2 separate regions of the Homo sapiens genome follow, and region 2 is linked to region 1. A link is an interaction called in ENCODE POLR2A ChIA-PET data of the cell type or tissue named here. Cell type or tissue: GM12878. All regions are shown on one strand. Each heading gives the region's core, and the rest is flanking DNA. Links, peaks and the distances in the headings are about the cores only.

Region 1 (5,381 bases), core at 331-5,330:
ATATTTTCCTTTCACACCACCTTATCATAATAGAGAGCACACGTGTGAGTGTGCATGTGTGTGCGTGTGTGTGTTACAATAAAAAAAGACATTAAAACACGTTGGGGTTACCTTGAAAGGGGATCTTTTATTACAGGTTTTCTTATTGCTGTTGTTCTTTCACTCTGCAAATTCATTACCTTTAGATTCCTGTAGTTGGTAATGCACTGCCTTACGGAAGAAAAACAATTCTGTTTACTAGAAACAACATTGAATGAATCCATCTTACAGTATTATTATTAGTATTATTTATTTCATTGTTATTAAAGCAAACACGGATTTCTATTTTGGGGGGTTATTGATCGAGGTTAGTGGGCAGGAAAGCTGCATGGATCAGATTCTTTGTCCAGTACAACATAGCACACGTTTCTGTAAAAGAAAGTATTGAACTTGTCTAGCTTTATAATGAGTATTTCATTTTTAATCAAATGTTTTTAAATAGTTATATTTTTCCTATAGGGTCTATTTTTGAAGTTTTTTTAGTATTTAAATTTTTTTTCTATATTATATAGTATTCAAACTTACCTTAGCTTCAGCTTTTTGGCTTATAAATATTATAATGTAATAAGTACTTGATAATTACATTATCAATATCAAAACTAAATGAAGAGTATGTGAAACCTATGGAAATTATTTGGTGAAGGATCATCCAGGTACATATTAGAAGAAAATATTCTTGGCCAGGCATGATGGCTAATGCCTGTAATCCCAGCACTTTGAGAGGCCGAAGCGGGTGGATCACTGAGGTCAGGAGTTTGAGACCAGCCTGGCCAACATGGGGAAACTCCGTCTTCACTAAAAATACAAAAATTAGCTGGGCATGGTGACACATGCCTGTAATCCCAGCTACTCAGGAGGCTGAGGCAAGAGAATCGCTTGAACCTGAGAGGCAGAGGTTGAAGTGAGCTGAGATCTCGCCATTGCACTGCAGCCTGGGTGAAAGAGGGAGACTCTGTCTCAAAAACAAAAGAAAGAAAAGAAAAAATTATCGTCAAGCAAATGAGCAAAAGAGAGTTTGTATAAAATGAAACACCTCAAAAATAGCCTCATAAATAGGAAATCTATAGCACACGATAGGTTAAACGAGGTGAATTTGCTGTTTTGTAGGCATAAAATGGCTGAATATTGGTAGTTTCATAAGTTTTAAGCTATAGATATTTAAGCCCAAAGATTTTTTTTACAAAAAAAATCACATGTGAAAGTGAGTAAATCTATTTCAAAATGGCAATGTTCAACTAAAAATGCAAAAATGGTAGCTTTATATTTTTCATAAGAAATGTGGTTTTTTAATTTAATTGAATTTTATTGTTTTTTTTTGGACACAGAGTCTTACTCTGTCGCCCAGGCTGGAGTGCAGTGGTGCAGTCTGAGCTCACTGCAACTTCCACCTCCTGGGTTCAGGCGATTCACCTGCCTCAGCCTCGTCAGTAGCTGGGACTACAGGGGTGCACCACCACGCCTGGCTAATTTTTGTATTTTTAGTGAAGATGGAGTTTCTCTGTGTTGGCCAGGCTGGTCTCGAACTCCTGACCACAGTGATCCACCTTCCTCGGCCTCCCAAAGTGTTGGGATTACAGGTGTGAGCCATCACGCCCCACTAATTGTTCAATTCTTAAGTTTCTCAGTTTTGAAGTTTCCCAGCAAAGGAAGGTTTACACACTCTCCTGAAGGGCCCATTGTCAGGCAATTGTTATTTAGCTACTTTTCTTTCTTTTTTATCTTATTTTCACAGGATAAAGTCTATTCCCCCAGATACAGTTTCCTTGCACCTCTTGTTAGTTTTCAGAGCAAATGGAGAGCTTCTCATAACTGAGGCCAGCAGAACAACCCATGCTGGGCTCGAGCCTCCTTCCGCGTCAGCACTGTATGGTGCTTGGATTATGAAAGTGGGCCTTGGTGGGAAGTCCAGCGTGAGATCCTCTCCGTCCGTCTTTCCTTACTTTTCCCTTCAGTAGGGGACCTGTGATGGAATGTGCCTCGACTGGTGACAGGGTTTTAGAGGAGGCAGAAAGGAAAGCTCGGGGCAGGCACAGACAGGGGAAGTGGGGCCTTCTGGAGGAAGAATCTGCCATTTTTGGGTCCTGCTGCAGGGAAGGAATCATCCTTTCCTGGTTCTCATCTGCAGTAATTATTCCTGTGGTGTTTGCCTGATGGTGATTTTTCCATTTGCACTGCGTCTTGTTTATTAACTGGAATTCTACCTTACGGAAGACTTTCCTCTTTGATCCCATTTACTTATTTGATTATTTATTTGTTATTCAGTATGGACTCGTGGGGGCCGGGCATGGTGGCTCATGGCTGTAATCCCAGCACTTTGGGAGGCTGAGTTGGGTGGATCACTTGAGGCCAGGAGTTCGAGACCAGCCTGGCCAACATGGTGAACCCTCATCTCTACTAAAAATACAGAAAAAAAAATTAGCCGAGCATGGTGGTGCGTGCCTGTAATCCTAGCTACTCAGGAGGCTGAGGCAGGAGAGTTGCTTGAACCCAGGAGGCGGAGGTTACAGTGAGCTGAGACTGTGCCACTGCACTCCAACCTGGGTAACAGAGCAAGACTCCATCTCAAAATAAATAATAAATAAATATATTAAAAATTATATATATATATATAACATGGACTCATAGATATTTATTTTATTTCCCTTTACAGATTATCTGTTACTATTTTTGTTTATTCGGTTGCTCAAATTGCCCCAGATTTGCCCACAGGAGATGCTTTGAGCTGATGCCTGTGTTCTTTTGACATGCTCTCATCATTCATCGTTTTCTGAGCACTTTTCTACTTTCTGGCATCGTAAAATGTCCCTGATTCATCTCCTGTCTACCTTGTCCTACTTCTGGAAATGGCTATTTCTCAAAGGAGTCCTGGTTCCTTTATAATTTTTTTTTGTCCTTTTAGAGAATATTATTTAGAAACTAAGATCTGTGCTTATTGCTTACTCAGTGTCCTTGCTTGTAAGCCCTCTTAGAGCTTGGAAATGTATGTATGTATATATGCACATATACAACTATATGTATTTTTATTTCATCACTAGAAGTATGGTTCTCATTATTTGACATTGGTATGAAGCTTAGGGTTTGTATTAGGCATCCGAATGGAGGTATGAAGTAGGTAGAAGTCTGGGCAAGTTAGGGGAGGGGTCGGGAGTTTGTTGGTCAATATACAGAAGCTATTTTTTTTTTTTTTTTGAGGCAGAGTCTCGCTCTGTCACCCAGGCTGGAGTGCAATGGCACAATCTTGACTCATCGCAACCTCCGCCTCCTGGGTTCAAGCTATTCTCCTGCCTCAGCCTTCTGAGTAGCTGGGATTACAGGCATGCACCACCACGCCGGGCTAATTTTGTAATTTTAGTAGAGAACGGGGTTTCTCAATGTTGGTCAGGCTGGTCTCTCAAACTCCTAACCTCAGGTGATCCTCCCCCCTCGGCCTCCCAAAGTGCTGAGATTACAGGCGTGAACCACCGCTTCCGGCCTTACAGATGCTATTGAAACCTGGAAACTGGTGAGATCACCAAAGGAGTAAGTGCAGATAGAGAAGAGAAGCCCAAGAACTGAGTCTTGGAGCAGCCCATTTTTGAGAAATCAGAGAGAGAAATTAGTGAGACTGAGATTGAGTGGCCAGTTCGATGAAACGGAATGGTATGGTGGAAACCAATGAAGAAGCATTTCAAGGAGGAAGGAGAGAGCGTATGTGCCTGTTGCTATTGATAGGTTAAGTAAGATGAAGACTGAGGACCGGACCATTCAGCTTACCAACATGGAGGTCCTTAGTGACCTTGAGCACAGTTTCAATGGTGCAGTCAGGGGAGCTGCCTGGAGTGGTTTAAATGAGAAGAGAGGCATTGGAGGTGTTGAGTCAAGGTAACACCAGGGCTTTTTTTGTCAAGGAGAAAAGAGAAAAAGGACAATAATTGAAGCAGGGACTGTGGGATTAAGGGAGTAGTTTTTATAATGAGTAGAGGAGAAAATAATGATGTGGGAGAAAGATAGGAGGATATATATTATCTACAGGAAGTCTTGAAAGATTGTAAGTCCTGACTTTATAAAATATTTTGTTAAGAATTTTCTTTCTAACTAAAAAAAATGGCTGTCCCAATGCAATGTAGAAATTTTGAAAAGTACTGAAGAAGCCAGGGAAAAGCAAATTACCAATTTTTTTTTTGTACTTCATGCGTGCTTTAACCATGACTAGCTTTTTGGTAGGTGATCTTTTAATTACTTACATTTGTATGTCTGTGACTATATTTTCATTGTTATTATTTTTGAAAATTTGGGCTGAATGACACATACTTTTTTTTTTTTTTTTTTTTTTTGAGACAGAGTCTTGCTCTGTTGCCAGGCTGGAGTGCAGTGGCATGATCTTGGCTCACTGCAACCTCCGCCTCCCAGGTTCAAGCGGTCCCCCTGCCTCAGCGTACCGAGTAGCTGGGATTACAGGCATGCACCACCATGCCCAGCTACAGTTTTGATAATTTTAAGGTGCCAAACATGGTTTTAATGGCTGCATAGAATTCTATCATAAATTCTGTAAATGATTCTTTGAGATTGGGCATTTATATCTTTATCATAAACAACACCACAGGGAAAAATCTGTTTCTGTCTTTGTGTACTTGTCTGATTGTGTCTTTGGGTTGAATTCATAGAGGTAGAATTGCAAGGTCTAACGCTACGAACATGTGAATATATTGATGCAGTTTCTCAAATTTCTCTTCAGAAAGAATATTTGCATTTTAATTCACCAAGTGGGTGTATGTTTTCATTTTTCTCACCTTTGTCAACATTGGGCATTTTTATTTTTAAAACTGCCAATCTTATATGTGATGCAATTCTTTCCTATTGTTCCAATTAGATTTATTTTGTTATTAGAGAAATTTCACTTTTCCTCACATTTTATGGTCCCTTATATTTGCTCTCACGTGAACATCCCATTTTTCCCATCCCTTTTTGCCCCTTGGGATGTTTGGCTTCCTTGTTAATTTTGAAGAGCTCCTGAGTAAGGATATTATTCCTCTTTTCTCCATGTCAATTGCACATGTTTCTTCCAAATTGTTATTTTTGTTTTAATTTGTGGTATTTCAGTAGTTTTTAAATTTTAATATAATCAAAGCTTTTTTATCTTTAGAATTAATTTCATAGCTTTTTTTCTTTCTCCTTTTCATACCCTGCCTGTGGTATCCAATAATGTCATAGCTTTTTATGCTCAGAAAACCTTTCCCAGGCTGAGGCCAGCTGCTTGTTCTCTTATATCATTCCAGACTTCTCTTGTAGTCTTACCTTTTTTTACTTAGCTCCTGAACCATCTTTTGAGATATATGATATAAGGTAGGAAACTAACTTTTTCC
Region 2 (5,381 bases), core at 286-5,285, 65 kb before region 1:
ACTCAAGAGGCTCAGGCAGGAGAATCGCTTGAGCCTGGGAGGTGGAGTTGCAGTGAGCCGAGATCACGCCACTGCACTCCAGCCTGGGTGATAGAGCGAAACTGTCTCAAAATAAAAAATAAAAAAGAAAGCAATAGAACTCAGACTTCAATGAAAGGCTTATATCTAATTATGAGTCCAGTGCTGCTTCCACTTTGCAGTTGGTAGAGGAGACAGAATCTTTGAGTATTTTTTCTAAGACTGATAGGTTTGACGCTCAGGCAAAGTCTAGAGTAAAATTAACATTAAACATGGAATGAAAGCAAAGCAAATGATTTGAATCATGTGATAACCCAGTGTCCAAACAGTGCTCAATACACTCTGCCATTTTTGAATGATAGTAAACTAATCCGATTGCATTGCCTCATTTGAGAAAACTAAAGCTAAGTTTAAAAAAACAAAAAAGTGAGCCAAGACCACATCTGGCAAGATCACATTTATATGCAATGGCCAGAATAGGCAATAGGCAAATCCATACAGACAATGCAGATTAGTACAGTTTCCTGATACTGGGGGAGGGGAGGGGAAGATTGGTGCACATCTCTGTGAATGTACTAAAAAACCACTGAATTCTACAGTTTATATAAGTGAATTATATGGTATGCGAATATGTCTCCATAAAGCTGGTACCAAAAGAAAGTGAACTAATAGTTACAGTTTGAAAGGTTTCACATATAAATTTGGATGCCTTGCTATTTGGGGAAAATAAATGTGAGCTCTGGCAATGCTGGACTTGTGATTACCTGTTACATTAGTATGATCCCATCACTTTGAACCATGCCCCATAGTATTCAAGCCTTTATGTATTCCTCAGAGATCACACCACAGGGCCTGTCCTGTGACCTGTTTTGACCAAGAGAATACATCAAAAGTGTCTCTGGGCCTGGTCTGGGCACAGGCTTAAAGTCTGACACCTTCCACTTTCATGACTGGGGTGTCCGGAGCCATCATATTAGACGTCCACCTGCCTTCCATCATATGTTGAGGAGGAGTCTGCAACTATGTGGAGAGGGGATTCTCAGCATTCCAGATGACCTGCCTACTGAATGCAGCCATGTGAAGACCAGCAGAAGAACCACACAGCTGAGCCTCAACCCAGATAGCAGAATTGTAAACAAATAACATGGTTGTTCTTTTAAGCCACTAAATTCTGGGGCAGTTTATTATGTAGCAACAGGTAATGGAAACACATTTGCTTCCCCCTGTAGCCACAATCTGCTGACACTCAGCAGCAGCCACTGTCTTTAGATGGCAGACACTTTCTAGCTTTCCTAAACCCTCCCCACTCACTATTGTCTTATTTTTGTTATCATAGAGAAAATTCTCCATATCTGCATAGTCCAGCGCAGGAGCCACTAGCTATGTGTGGCTATTGAAACTAGTTAAAATTAAATAAAATGAAAAATTCTGTTCCTCAGTTACACTAGCCATATTGCAAGTGGTTTGTGGCTAGTGGCTACCGTATTGGACAGCATAGTCTATTTCACACCATCATTGCAGTAACTTCTATCAGCAACCCCATTCTTTTTTTTTTTTTTTTTTTTTTTGAGACGGAGTCTTGCTCTGTTGCCCAGGCTAAAGTGCGATAGTGCCATCTCGGCTCACCATTACCTCCACCTCCCAGGTTCAAGTGCTTCTCCCGCCTCAGCCCCCCAAGTAGCTGGGATTACAGGCATCTGCCATCATACCCAGCTAATTTTTATATTTTTTATAGAGGTGGGGTTTTACCATGTTGGCCAGGCTGGTGTTGAACTCCTGAAGTCAGGTGATCTGCCTGCCTTGGCTTCCCAAAGTGCTGGGATTACAGGCTAGAGCCACCACGCCCGGCCAGCAACTCCATTCCGTACTAAAATGTAATGGATATGATTGACTAATTAGCCAACATCCATACTCTTTCTTTTTCCAAACAATCCTGATTCTCTTCACATATTTGTCTTCCTTAACCCACCCCTGTCCCCACCAGCTTCCCATGTAGCTCAGGAGAACCTGACTTCATCCTTGTTCCCAGATAGAACTAGCCCACACCAGTACTAGTCTCATGCCTCTTCATGGTGACCAGTTCAGGAACGCAGACTCTAACCTTTCAGGACACGAAATTTCCCTGGTGCCTGCGGTTACTGACCCAGCAGTGGACAAATGAGGTAAGTTGACCCAGTCAGACTAGAGGCAAGGCCACTTATTGGCTGACTGTGGGCGAGGCACATGCTCCCAAACTGGATGTGAGTTAGGAAACCTGCAGCTCTAATAGCTCCTGATGGCTATTGACAACCATGAGATGAACCAGCTTAGGATGAGACTGACTTGGGGGATGGCACAGGAGACTCAGGGAGAAGTGAGATAATAAGTCTTAACATTGTTTAAGCCACTGTGTTGGGTTTTCTGTTATTTGTATTACTTGTGGCCCCAAGCCACCTATCATAATTCTATCAAAAATGGAAAAAATAAAAGAACTGGAAGGCTAGGGCAGGAGAATTGCTTGAACCCAGGAGGCAGAGGTTGCAGAGAGCCGAGATCGCACCACTGCATTCAGCATGGGCGACAGGGTGAGACTCCGTCTCAAAAAATAAAAAATAAAAAAATTAAGGAACAAGAGAGGCCAGCCTGATTTTTTTCTCATGCCTGACCCATGAGTTTTCTGCTGGGCTTCTGTAATGATTGGGTTTGCAGCCCCTGTACTGAGCCCCCAGTGATGGTATAGCTAAAGAATTGATGTAAGGTGATTCCTCCCACTTTATTGGATATGCTCGCAATATACTTCTGCCCCAAAAAGTGATCCTATGAGTCTCTCCTTTGCAGCTAAAATTAATAAATGACCCAACCCATACAGTAGGCATCTAAGGGATAGGTAACCGTGTCTTCCAAAATAACATTTTTGTCTATTGGCTCTTCACCTCAAGGGCCCTCTAGAAAAGGGGCAAGGACACTCTTTGCAAAGGTGCCTGTGGTGTGGACTAGACTTGGAAACACAGGGTTCTCCCTTCTCTGGTACCACTTTGTCTCCTGAGCCTCACCCAGTGCAGAGCTCGAGTGGGTGTGATTTAAGGCAGTGAACTGAGAAACCGTCACAGACAGGACATTCAGGGGACTGCCTGACTCCTCTGGCTGTTTCATGACATTTCTGCCGTAGTTTCACATCTCTGTTGAGTTGCTCACTCCTCACCGCCAGACAGTTGCCTCTCCTTACTGACAGTTTCAGCTTCCTCAAAACTTCGGGTTAGAAGCAGCTGTCATAGCCTTTCTGTGCCATCTGTACATCACTAACTCACTCAACAAACAACTGTTGAACACCTGCCCCCTGAGTCATGACAGCTCAGCCTCAGCTCAGCTCAGCCTCAGCACTCACGGCCAGTGCTTCAGCTTCTCCAATTTCCCAGATCCCTAGGGAGGGACTCGGATAGGCCCCCTCACCTTTGTGCATCAGGCCATAGCATAAGTCATTAGCCATAGTACAGCCACAGGCCATGCCACACATCTTTTGAATCTCCTTGGGTACAGAGAGTTGCCATAAATTCTATTTACTTCAAGGAGTCACTGTTGCAACCACTCTTTCTGGCTACAAATACTCTTGATAGAAGCAGAAGGTATAAAAAGTGAAATCAATAAAAACACAGGCAACCAACGGAATAGAATCAGGTGTTAAATCCTTGATCCTAAACCAAAGCCACACTAATCTACTTTTAGTATGAACTAATTCAGCTCCCAGAATGACTTGCATTTATTTTAACAGAGGATGTGAGAGTGTACGGTCAGGAAGCTGATTTTGATTTGACTTGTTTCAGGCACTCATTTTATTTGACCCTTGCGAGTAGCAACGTCTGTTTCTTGCGTACTTTTCCACCTGTGTTTAAAAAACCCCCAAGACGTGCAAAAGTTGGGCTTCGCCAATAGAAGCAGGGAGGTGAAGAGAGAGAGAGAGAGTAAGTGAAAGAAAATGAACTTCTGCTTCCTTCTATTGCAAGAAGCGCAAGATGGTGTGACCACACCTAAGATCCTATTTTAACCACCACTTTCACAATTCCTTGTAAGCAACCTTAGCCTAAACTGTAATCATATAATAGTTCGTTGGTAATTATAAGTGTATTTGTTTTCTAGATTAGGCCTTACAGGAAAGATCAAGGAAGATGAATACAAAGAACAAGAACAGAAGCACTAATACAAAATAACTGATTGTATGAAGTGAAATCAGCCAGGCACAGAGAGATACATACCATGTGCTCTCACTCATATATAGAAGCTAAAAAAGTTGATCTCATAGAAGTACATGTTTCAAAATCCTACCTTATGCCCCATAATTATGAACAATTATTATATCAATTAAAAATAATGAGGCCAGGCGTGGTGGCTCACGTCTGTAATCCCAGCACTTTGGGAGACCAAGGCCAGTAGATCACCTGAGGTCAGGAGTTTACGACCAGCCTGGACAACGTGGTGAAACCCTGTCTCTACTAAAAATATAAAAAATTAGCCAGGCGTGGTGGCGGGTGCCTGTAATCCCAGCTACTCCGGAGGCTGAGGCAGGAGAATCTCTTGAACCCGGGAGGCCAAGGTTGCAGTAAGCCGTCATTGCACTATTGCACCCCAGTCTGGGCAACAAGAGTGCAACTCAGTCTCAAAAATAATAATAATAATAATGAAAGGCTGCCTGGTATGGTGGCTCATGCCTATAATCCCAGCACTTTGGAAGGCCAAGCTGGGCAGATCACTTGAGGTCAGGAGTTCCAGACCAGCCTGACCAAAGTGGTGAAAGCCTGTCTCTATGAAAAATACAAAACTCAGCCGGGCATGGTGGCAGGTGCTTGTAATCCCAGCTACTGAGTAGGCTGAGGCCGGAGAAATGCTTGAACCTGTGGAGGTTGCAGTGAGCTGAGATTGTGCCACTGCACTACAGCCTGGGCAAGAGAGCAAGACTCCATCTCAAATAAATAAATAAATAATAATAATAAAAGCAAAAAAGAAAAATCTCAGTGTATGATAATAAAGGGATCTGGTCGGGTGCAGTGGCTCATGCCTGTAATCCCAACACTTTGGGAGGCCGAGGCAGGCAGATCACCTGAGGTCAGGAATTTGAGACCAGCTTGGCCAACATGGTGAAACCCAACCTCTGCTAAAAATACAAAAATTAGCCTGGCATGGTAACGCAAGCCTGTAATCCCAGCTACTATTCAGGAGGCTGAGGTGAGAGAATCATTTGAACTCGGGAGGCAGAGGTTGCAGTGAGCCAAGATCACGCCACTGCACTCTAGCCTGGGCAACCGAGCAAGACTCCATCTCCAAAAAAAAAAAGGTGGGGCCGGGTGCTGTGGCTCACGCCTGTAATCCCAGCACTTTGGGAGGCCGAGACG

Evidence for each region. Peaks named below come from ENCODE experiments on the same cell type or tissue, not always from the same donor. Only the 100,000 strongest peaks of a DNase experiment are listed, where the experiment ranks them.
Region 2: POLR2A ChIA-PET joins it to region 1 with 5 read pairs; 4 of 35 experiments call an interaction of 5 or more read pairs at or near these places.

Annotation. Positions count from the first base shown.
Region 1 is chr12:128,892,247-128,897,627 of GRCh38, forward strand. The region is part of intron 3 of GLT1D1 (glycosyltransferase 1 domain containing 1); the gene reads left to right. Among named protein-coding and RNA genes, the nearest start is that of GLT1D1, 41 kb to the left of the region's middle. In GM12878, for the core only: no CTCF peak of the experiment used is centred there; no DNase peak of the experiment used is centred there.
Region 2 is chr12:128,826,816-128,832,196 of GRCh38, forward strand. It overlaps LOC124903083 (a long non-coding RNA gene), which reads left to right. Exons shown (of 2, transcript XR_007063602.1): 2 at 854-2,631. Among named protein-coding and RNA genes, the nearest start is that of SLC15A4, 5.5 kb to the left of the region's middle. RefSeq lists enhancers at 2,956-3,025, 3,596-3,705. In GM12878, for the core only: no CTCF peak of the experiment used is centred there; DNase peaks (open chromatin) are centred at 3,216 and 3,866; H3K4me3 peaks cover 1,285 bases; H3K27ac peaks cover 2,898 bases.